Regions from separate parts of the Homo sapiens genome. Here region 2 is linked to region 1. A link is an interaction called in ENCODE POLR2A ChIA-PET data of the cell type or tissue named here. Cell type or tissue: HCT116. All regions are shown on one strand. Links, peaks and the distances in the headings refer to the core of each region. The heading gives the core; the rest is flanking DNA.

Region 1 (5,501 bases), core at 1,651-4,150:
ACTCTTAAAGGTACGACGCTTTCAGAACATTCTCAAATCTGTAGCATTAGAACTTCTTTTACTTCCACTGTCCTCTCAGGAAATACATGTGATGAAATCAGAATGTAATATTTAAACACATAATTGTCACTGGCAAAATTAAGTCTATTCTTGCAAAAACTCAGATAAGCTTTCCTTTTTACATGAATTTCTCTTGTTTTGTTAATGTAACATCTGCTTTTTCACTACTTCTATAGTGCTAAAAACTTAAAAAAAAAAGTTCTAGCTAAAGTATTCTGCAATTGCTACTGTAGGGCAAGCACAGACTAAGTAGTCATCATGTGACTGATAACTTGGCCAACCATTATCATTAAGAGTATAGAGTTGCCCATCACTTCACTTAAGTAAAACAGAGGTAATTATAGACTATCCTTAACTATGGCTAGGTGCATTGGCTCATAGCTATAATCCCAGCACTTTGGGAAGCCAAGGCAGATGGACTGTTTGAGCTCATGAATTTAAAACCAGCCTGGCCAACATGGTGAAACCCCATCTGTACAAAAAATACAAAAATCAGCCAGGTATGGTGGTGCATGCCTGTAGTCCCACCTACTCGGAAGACTGAGGTGAGAGAATGGCTTGAGCCTGGGAGGCGGAGGTTGCATAAGACAAGATCGAGACACTACACTCTAGCCTTGGCGACAGAGCCAGACTTAGTCTCAAAAAAAAAAGAAAAAAGTATCCTTAAATATTGAAGGAATGAATTGCTAGTCTCAAATCTTTCCTAATATTGGCCGAGAGAACCATAAACATATTTTTCTCTAGCATGCACTCAATAGTCAGAAATATTTTCAGGAGCAAAATAATTTCACAGCAAAGTAAGAACTGAAAGCGAATTCAAGCCAGTCCTCCCACTTTACAAACATGACACTGATCCAGACAAGTTAAATGAGAAAGAGAGCCAGGATAGCCCTTTGACCCTCAAAGAGTATTGTTTTCACTGTACCATAGAGACATTGCTTCTGAAAGGGAGTACAATTATAATATAAAGTTATGTATATGTATACATTATACAACTATAATATATGTATACATAGTATACATGTATATTATATATATTATATATACCTATATAATGTATACCTATATATGTATAGGTATACATGTATAACTATATATGTATATATATACCTATATAACTATATATGTATATTATATATGTATAGTTATACATGTATATATAACTATACATATATAGGTGTATATATATACATATAACTATACATATAAAGGTATATATATACACATATATAGGTATATACATATACATCAATGTCAGACCACAGATATGATGGTGGTCCTATAAGATTATAATGGAGCTGAAAAACTCCATTATACCTGCACAGACCTGGTGGACTGAACAAAGGGGGCGAACGTGGGAATAAAAGATAAAAACAAGAGAGTACGTTTGGAAGAAGAGGTCGGGGGCACCTTGCCTCTAGTGGACAAGGGCCCCGAGCTGTACACAGCCCTCCGTATTTATTGGTAAAAGAGATAACGAGAAATGGGGGGCAATTGTCGGGCAATTGTCAGTCGGCCACTTTGGTTCACAGCAGGCTTGCAAGACTGCATCCTTTGAACAATAGGCTCTAGATTTCTCAATGGATAACTTCAAGGAGCCCGGTGCCAGGGAGTGATGTCCCTCAGCAAACCTTTTGGTGGCAGGCGCAGTGTGAGTTTGCTCACATCCTGCATTCATGATAAACAGTTTGCTGTTTGATCATATAGCCTCCAGTGGAATGCTGAGTTGATCACGATCCCTTTGGCCTTTTTGGCTCTCAACAACTCCTATCGCCTAATGACCGCATAGCTGTCATAGGGTCACAGCACAACATATTATGCAAATGTCTGTGGTGATGCTGGTGTAAACAAACCTACTGTGCTGCTAGCTGTATAAAAGTACAGCACATACAATTATTACAGTATGTAATACGTGATGATAATGACTATGTTAGTAGTTTATGTATTTATTACTCTATAATTTTAAAACACTATTTTAGGGTGTACTCCTTCTACTTATATGGTTTTTAAAAAGTTAACTGTAAAGCAGCCTCGGGCAGGTCCTTCAGGAGGTATTCCGGAAGAAGGCACTGTTAGTTATCACAGGAGATGACAGCTCCATGCATGTTACTTGCCCCTGAAGACCTTCCACTGAGACAAGGTGTGGAGGTGGAAGGCAGTGATATTGATGACCCTGACCCTGTGTACTCCTAGGCTAATATATGTGTTTGTGTCTCAGATTTTAACAAAAAAAATTTAAAAAGTTAAAAAAAATTAAAATAGAAAAAAGCTTATAGAATAAAGATATAAAGAAAATATTTTTGTATAGCTGTACAATGTGTGTTTTAAGGTACTATTACAAGAGTCCAAAAGTTAAAAAAAAAAAGTAAAAGCTTGATAAACTAAAAAAGTTACAGTAAGCTGAGGTTATTATTAAGAAATGTTTTCAATAAATTTCGTGTAGCCTAAACATACAATGCTTATAAAGTCTATAGTAGTGTAATGTCCTAGGCCTTCACATTTACTCACCACTCACTCACTTATTCACCCAGAACAACTTCCAGTTCTGCAAGCTCCGTTCATGGTCAGGGCCTTAGACAGGTGTGCCACTTTTTACCTTTTACATCATATTTTTTTTTTACCAAACCTTTTCTATGTTTAGATACACAAATACCTACCATTGTGTTGCAATTGCCTACAGTACTTTGTACAGTAACCTGCTATGCAGGCTTGTAGCCTAGGAGCATTAGGCTATACCATATACCCTGGGTGTGCAGTAGGCTATACCATTTAGGTTTGTGTATGCACTCTGCTGTTCACACAATGATGAAATCACCTAGTGACACATTTCGCAGAACATATCCCCATCCACAGTGACAAGTGACTGTATTTTAAAGCTGTTCTTTATATAAAAGATAAACTTAAAAAAATACAGTAGAGAATTTTAAACTCCATCCTTTCTTACCTCATCCAGCTTTCATTGCCTTTCTTTTGATTAGACTCAGGATTCTCTTCAAATTCAGATAAAATAACACTGCCTCCTGAGCTGTGTTAATGACTCTATTACTCATTTCCCAGCTAGACTCCAACAGAATTGCAAAGGGCCACCATGCTTGGCCTCTCCACAAAATTGCAAAGACTCTCTCTTATGCCCTGTTCCTCTACCTTACTTTTTCCAAACTCTTTTCAGAAAAACTGATTCTTCTGACCTATTTTTATTTCCTCACCAAAACAATAACATTCATATGAAACTGATAGTACCCATAAGGCCTCTCCTTCAGCCCCAGATATGGAAGAGGCAATCTGGGGCTCTACTTTCCTCAGTATGTACACTTCTCTTAATTTAAATATTTAACTTTTGTAAACAGGTGTTTCACAGTCCTGAGGAATGCTTTAAGCACACAATAAATATTAACTGAAATCAAATCAATTTCTCAGTGCACTAGTTTAAACATGCACATTCCATTACATGCAGTAAGAATATGATATTGTGGTAATAACACTTTAGTAAAACTGGCACCGTTTTCCTCTAAACAAGGCAAGGTAGAATCAAGCCCTTTAGGAAATTAAGAGTGAAGGTTCAGGAATGAGAATGCTAATAAACTCAAATGAAATGCTTAGCTTGTCCCTGAACACTGAGAACATGTTTCTTCCTGCCGTTATATTCTAGAATTATGAAGAATTACTACACTTTTGTGGACTGATGAATTTATTTAAACTGATCTAGAATGGTAATCTATACTTACTATCCATTTCACCTTAAACACTGAAAAATTCTAAAAATATAGAGATCTACTTTATTAAAAAAACTTACATAAATATGAAAATATTCCAGAAATACTAAATTAAATCACCATGAAGTATAAACTGTAGTCACTGGTCAAATTTCTGAAGACAAAGTGAAGTTGAAGATATCTTTGGCTGCCTCAATACAGGAACATAATCTTTCCATCATGATAGAGATCTCAGTCAAGATTTTTTTCAGTTTAAACAAACATTTCATTATTCATATTACTAATAATTTACCATGGCTGGGGTAGGGGCGGGAGAGGAGGGAAGACATCCCATTCGTGTCATGAGAATAGGTCTAGAAGTGTAATATTAAATGGAGTATTATTTAACACAGATCCCACGACATCTCATTATATGCATAAAATGATCAGTATTCTATTTATCAAAGAGAAGGAAGAATTCTTTTCAAATTATTTAAGAAAAAGGAAAAAAAAATACCTATAATACCCTCCGGAAGTACATTTCTTTATTCCTTTTATCATCTCTTGATGTGTAATTTTAAACTCCCGTCCTGGAAAGAGAAGTGTGGCCATCACAGCAGCTTTAGAGTGGGTATGAATCACTGCACCTGCTCCTGAAGGAGGAAGAAGAAAGCCGCATGCTCAATGAAGACTGAATTATAGCTTTTAAAGAAAAAAAGTCCATATAGTTATACTTATATTTACATATGGTTATGGGCTTATTTTTCCTGGCATGGAATAAGTTGGTAGTAGGCAGGAGGGTAAGTGGAATAATGGACCTTCCTCATAGGTTGATGTGAGAACTGAGTAAGTTCATGCACTTCAAGTTCTTGCACATGGTGGGTATCCAAGAAATGTTAACTGAAATAATAATTACCATTATTTAGAGGAGCCTACTCTGCAAATATTCTTTATGTTGAATATATTTTCTGCATACCTCTCATTGTGTAAGCATTCATGAAAAGAGGAGTACACTGGCTTTTTTTTAGCTTCTTCGATGGCGAAGGTCCACTTATGTCCTTTTCATTTATATCACAAACAAACATGTCTTCAGGCTATTTATAGAGGGGAAAAAAAGAAAAAAAGAAGGCTTGTAAAATATCAATTAGAAATGTTCCTTTTCTTGTGTACATATACATAAGAATACAAGAAAGTTTATCTATAGTATACATACTTGTGTGTATATTTAGTATACATATACATAGAGTGCTAATATATGCATATATTTAACTTACATTTTAAATATATAATTATAGTTTCTCAAAATAATTTAGCAATTTTGAGAAATAAAACAGTGATTTCTACTAGTAAAAATATTCTCAGAAGTTTAATACAAATCCCAAAAATTAAAAAAAATTTGAAGACAAAAAATGATATGGAAAATTACTATTTATGTAATGATGTTACTGCTGTCATTTCAACAATTTAGCTTCTCAACTTTGCCCTATAATTTCACAACTGTATTTCAGAAAGTCTATATAAAGAAATCGACATTCCAAAGATGGGTGTTAAAATTTTTTTCCCCACATTTTGTTAGATAAAAGCAAAATTTTGAGTAATTTTTCTAACCCTTGAGAAATTTAGATGGTACTCAGAAAGGTTAATCTCAATAAGGTATATTCTTCTTAAAGCTTAAGAAATTATGTAGATCTACAGGTTTTTCTTTTTTTTTTTAACTTTTATTTTAGGTCCAGGGGTACATGTGGAGGT
Region 2 (5,501 bases), core at 1,469-3,968, 260 kb before region 1:
ACTAACGAAATGACTTCTGAACAGCGCCAGTTGATAGATGTTCTCTGCCAAAAGGGGAATATGATCTTCCCATATGTTCCTGCCTATGGGTAGCCTTGGAGTTGTGAAGGGACTTTGGCATAATGAAGATGATAATAAGAATGATAATGGTAATTTGTTGAGTGCCTGCTGTAAGCCAGGTGGTTACAGTCCTGTTCAATGTCATGTTTAGTTTAATCCTCCCAATGACCTCAGGAGGTAGTGCATGGAACAAAGACAGAAGAGATCCCCTGCCCACCCACGGTAATGAAACATGGGTACAGGTGAAGGCAAAAGTGGGGACTGACCCTTTGGAGATGGCTGATGTCACGAGTGTGCAACCTGTGCAGTTCCACGGGGCCCCATGCTTAGAAAGGTTCCATGTTTGGTTTAAGGCTCTGCTGTTGCCATCTTAAAATTCTTCGTAAGTTTTGAACAAAGGGCCCTGCATGTTCCTTTTACACTGAGCTCTGCAAATGATGTAGCTGGTCCTGCCTCTGGTTATGGTGAAATGGAATGTATGACAACTCCTGAGACTGGGAGTCTGGGAAGCTGCTGCGGAGAGCCCTCTCCTCATTTTCATCAGGCTCAGCTACGCAACCTCTGGTGGAAAGCTATGGCCTGTTGAGGAGGGAGGATGTCGTTTTTGAGTTAGTGAGTTTTCCAGTTTTGTTTGAGCTCCAAAGCTTTCCTCCAAACAACTGGAAAGATGGCTGAATAATTGGCTGAAAGGGATTTAATCCCTTGAAAAACCTTTCTGGTAGGGAGTTGCTGGCAATACTGGTGGGTTTTTCATGATTTTATTTTACAGAGGGCTTGCTACGTAAACCAGTGAGCCAGGAGAAACAGAATAAAGTCTGTTCTGGAAGGAAAAATGAGACCTGGTGTGCCACGAGTCTAGTGTTCTCATAGGAAGGCTCTAAAAACAAACTCAGCTTTCCTGCTATTGAATGATTATCTCTATAAAAGGAAACTTTACTTCTTCTAAAGGAGAGGTCGTCTAATTTGTGAGAAAATTCAGATGTTATTTGCTTCTTAAGCTGCAAGGATGCTAATGAAATAATTCTCATGAAGTTCTGTTGGTGTTTTAGGGCTAAGTTTTTATAGACTGTTCCAAAATTCAAAACAGGGATGTGGACGTAGTGATGGTGGAAGAGGGGAAGACTTTTCCTCGATTTCTTTGCCTGAGGGATGGAATTCAGGCTCCCCCAATAACATATTCATGGTCTTTCTCTGGTCAGTCAGTGATGTTCATAACACAAGCAAGCCTGTCATCAGGACCAATCTGTGATGGCTGAGACATCAGGTGCTCTTCCAAAAGAGCCATAATTCACCCTTCATTTCCCAAGGTTTTTTTTTTCTTGCTGTTATTACTGCTCTTTTATCATGGTTAATAAGTCTGAGGTGGCTTCAGACAGCCAGTCCTAACCCCTGAGTCAATCTGGGGCCTCTAACAGGAAGCCAGACTGAAGTTCTGATAGATGGGTTTGAGTGGCTGTGAACTGTGTTTCTGTAGCATCCAGACTGATTTGCACTGAAAGGGAGCTTCCATATTAGGGTACAAGGATGATCAATATGTCTCCTGTTTATATTTGGTGGAAAAAGTTGTGGGAATCGTGCTTAAAGGATCTCAACTTTGAAATTAAAAGTATAACGTCCTAACAGACATCCTCCTTCTCTTTAGAAACACAAGGATCCATTTTCAAGTAATTTCAAAAGAACTATGTTGCTTTCCCCACCCCTTCCCAAGTACACTTATTATAATATATCCAGTCCATTTGCTAGCTTTGTGTCTTTAGAAAAGTTGCTTAACCTCTCTCTGTAAAATGGTGCTTATATTAGTACTAACATTCAGGGTTATTGTGAGGATTAAATGAGGTAATTCATGTAATGACTAGTTCTATTTCTAGCACAATTTAAACCCTCAACAAATATGAACTATTATCACTGTCATAGTTTTTGTTGTTGTTTTCTAATTATATAATCTTCAAGATTCTGAGATGGGGGCTGTTGCTCTTTCCTTGACTTGAACATCTTGGTCTTTTCCTAGGAGGAAACTTGACTCTTGAAATGGTCAAATCCATTGTCCTAGTTCATCCTGACCCCTCCCTGGCTCCAATCCCCACCCCTTACCGTCCTCCACCCTTCCTACATTCCTGCACAGTTGGTCTTATTTATCAGTCAACTAAGGGTGTTGTTAAATCTTTTATTTTTCTGCTGCCCGATTTGGTTCTAAGCACTCCACTCCCTACGCTGCTCATAACAAGAATGCCTGGGAACGCTCAGTCAGCCATATCCCTCCCCTGTCGGAACACCCAGTTCTTAATGCTCCTGGAGAGGCAACATTTCTGAGGCCCCACTGCCATAAGCCCCCCTCCCCCATGAAGCCAGTGGTCTGGTAGTAATGAACCCCCAACGGCCCGGAGAACACTGGGGCAAGGTGTTTGTCTGGGGAAATGTTGCATGTTGCCTTGACTGTGCTTTCTTCTACAAAGCTTAAAAAGAGATATTATATTATTTTATTTTTATTTTTATTTTTGAGATGGAGTCTTACTTGGTTGCCCAGGCTGGGTGTGCAGTGGCACAGTCATGGCTCACTGCAACCTCCACCTCCTGGGTTCAAGTGATTCTCCTGCCTCAGCCTCCCAAGTAGCTGGGACTACAGGCACATGCCACCATGCCTGGCTAATTTGTATATTTTTAGTAGAGACGGGGTTTCACCATATTAACTACATTGGTCTTGAACTCCTGACCTCAAGTGATATGCCCGCCTCGGACTCCCAAAGTGCTGGGATTAAAAGCATGAGCCACTGCGCCCGGCCAAAAAGAGATATTCAAAAGCTCCCTCTGACTGTGTGTGCTGAAGGCTGAGTGCTGATGCCATTGCTTAATTAATGTTGTTCATGATCTCCATTTGGGCGATTTGTTTAGCTCCTTGTGGCCCTTTTTGGACTTAGCTTATCATGTGACATTGACAAATTAATGAGAAGTGAGCATGTGATGATGCTTGGATTAGGACAGAAATCACATCTAGGACATCTCAGGCCCTTTCCACCTGGGACCTGAGGCCTCAAATCTCTTGGCAGGAGATGAGTGGGTCTACACAGCCCGATTTTGAGGTAGGTGTGGCTAGCCTCATTTATGCGATGGGAAAACTGTGGTCCGGGAACCAGGGGTTTTCAAATTATGCTTTTTGCCCAGGGCTGGATGTAGGATGTCTGGGGGAGAGGCTTGACTGAGATCTGGGTACACTGAGCCTCCACTTTAGGAGGTAACCTAGAGACTACACCTACTCCCTAAACTGTATTGACTTTTGGAAGTCAACCATTTAGAAGAGTGTGGTTTTGGTTTCGATCGTATCCCAGCAGTCTTTTCTCTGCCCTTGTTAATCTGATTCATGATCTGAACCTGGGCTGGCTGGAGGCTGGCCATGTCACTTTGCAGACCATGGACACCCCTGAGTGCCCTCACAGAACCAGCCAATGGAAAAGTACAACGTCTTCTGGCTTCTCAGCCTTGCCATCTCCCTCTGGCCTATTTGATACCCCCTTTTATATTGAGGGAGTGAAAATGTAGCATCCAAACTGAAAACGCAGGTTTTTCTTTGGTTTTTATAGGAAAAACAAATTGGCATGAACACTCAGTCAAACCAGCTCAGGCTGTTTGGGCAGATGCCTTTCTTTGCTTTTTTCTGTTTATTTTCCTACAAATCAATGCTTAACTGCGTTGTTATCGGAGCAGAGCAACAGGTGCAAAAAAATAACTCTGCTGCCAACTCAAATGAAAAGGTAGGGCTTATACCCTCTGGGAGGTATTCAGAAGATAACAGAAGCCCCTGCCAGCAACTGAATTAACAGCTCTGTTTACGGTGGGTTTTATGTTAACAACCTGCTCCTGACCCTCCTACACATAAACACACCATTGTCTCAGAGAGAGACATTCAGCCATCCAGACAACCCACTGCTTTATTCTGCCCTGAGTGGAGATTGGTTTTGGCTCAGGCTGCTTTGTGAAACTCAGAAGCATTATCCTCTCTGCCAACTCCACGTCCTAGTCAGAGTTTTCTGTGAAGGCAAGGGCATGGGGTTGCCGGAGAGAAGAGGATTGGTCCTGCTTTTAAGCCTAGCTGAAATTCTTTTCAAGGTTGGTCATTCTCAAATGCCAGAGAGGGTTGCCCGGCTCTCTCTGCTCTTGCCCCATTCCATTCACAACAGGAGGTGGGGAATGAGCTCAGATGACTTTGGAAGGAGCCACTATTATTTTGGAAGCCGTGTCCTTGTGAATAGTCCATCAGGGTAGGGCAGCGTCTATGTTTTGTTAACTATTGTATCGCCAGCACCTAGCAAAGTGCCCAGCATCTAGTAGACACTTGGTAAATATGTATGAATTACAGAGGGTCTGAGACAATATTGTAATGGCCGGATAAGCATTTCTTGGTAATAGTTTCTTTCTGCTGAAAGCTGAGAGACTAATTGTCTTCTGTATGAGGGCTTAAGTCCAGGGTAATTAAGTAATCTTTTGAAGGACTGAGATGGAGGTGGGATGGGGTTAGGGTGGCTTGGCCAGCCTTGAGATGCTCCTGATGCAAGTAACCATCAGAGAGATCCTCTGCAAGCGCTATATTCTGGGGCCAGATTTGTCTGTTCGGACTTCAGAACTCATACTTTTGAGTATCCAATTATTGTTGAATTTGACCATTTGGTATTAATAGAACTAAGCAATTCCCTCAAGTTGGCAAATAATATAATAGTAGGTTATCTGCAGATGGATTAGAGGTTGAATTCTCTACATTGAATCTTTTGTCTCTAACTTTATAAGGACTTGCTTGCATTTATGGACATTTCTTTCAAGGCTGGTATCTCCTGGAGTTGATCATCTTGTGGTGGGAAAGGGAAGGGAGGCAAGTGGGTAAGTCTATATAGACCAGAAAATCTCAATGGCGAGAGTGTTCAAGACTTCGTTAAGGGAGGTTCTCAGAAATGCAGATTTTAGTTTAGAGATCTGGGGTTTCAGTAGCCAAACATTGTTGACTCTAACAACATGGGGGTACTGAGCATTAGGACCTATTTTATTTCAAGTTGGCAAATAATACAGTGATAGGTTGTCCACAGAGGCCCACAGAAAACAAGCAAAACCAGGAGGATGTAAATGTTTGGAAGAAGAGGAGAGTCAAAGTTTCTTTTGAGGCCTCAAAAGCCTCTGTGATGTTTTACAATCTGAAGCTTGCCCTATTCTTAATCATATCTGATGGGTTTGATAAAGGCCCTGGGGGTCATCTTAGGCAAGCTTGTCTTTTGATCAACTTGAGTGCCTGCCACTGTCAGTATGTGCTGCCTAGCCTGGGTCTGACACCAAGACTGATAAAGATCAGCATACTATGTATATTTCCAAATGGCTTACAGTCAATAAAGTGTACCTATAATGGATCCAGACTTGGCCTCCCAGTGCTGCATTATTGGTCATGAAAACCCTTGAAACCCCAG

The links. Peaks named below come from ENCODE experiments on the same cell type or tissue, not always from the same donor. Only the 100,000 strongest peaks of a DNase experiment are listed, where the experiment ranks them.
Region 2: POLR2A ChIA-PET joins it to region 1 with 7 read pairs; 2 of 35 experiments call an interaction of 5 or more read pairs at or near these places.

What each region holds. Positions count from the first base shown.
Region 1 is chr11:34,884,024-34,889,524 of GRCh38, forward strand. APIP (APAF1 interacting protein) reads right to left here. Exons shown (of 7, transcript NM_015957.4): 4 at 4,729-4,846; 5 at 4,270-4,405. Among named protein-coding and RNA genes, the nearest start is that of APIP, 30 kb to the right of the region's middle. In HCT116, for the core only: no CTCF peak of the experiment used is centred there; no DNase peak of the experiment used is centred there.
Region 2 is chr11:34,628,492-34,633,992 of GRCh38, forward strand. All of the region lies in intron 1 of EHF (ETS homologous factor), which reads left to right. Among named protein-coding and RNA genes, the nearest start is that of EHF, 10 kb to the left of the region's middle. In HCT116, for the core only: no CTCF peak of the experiment used is centred there; no DNase peak of the experiment used is centred there; H3K4me3 peaks cover 1,218 bases; H3K27ac peaks cover 1,895 bases.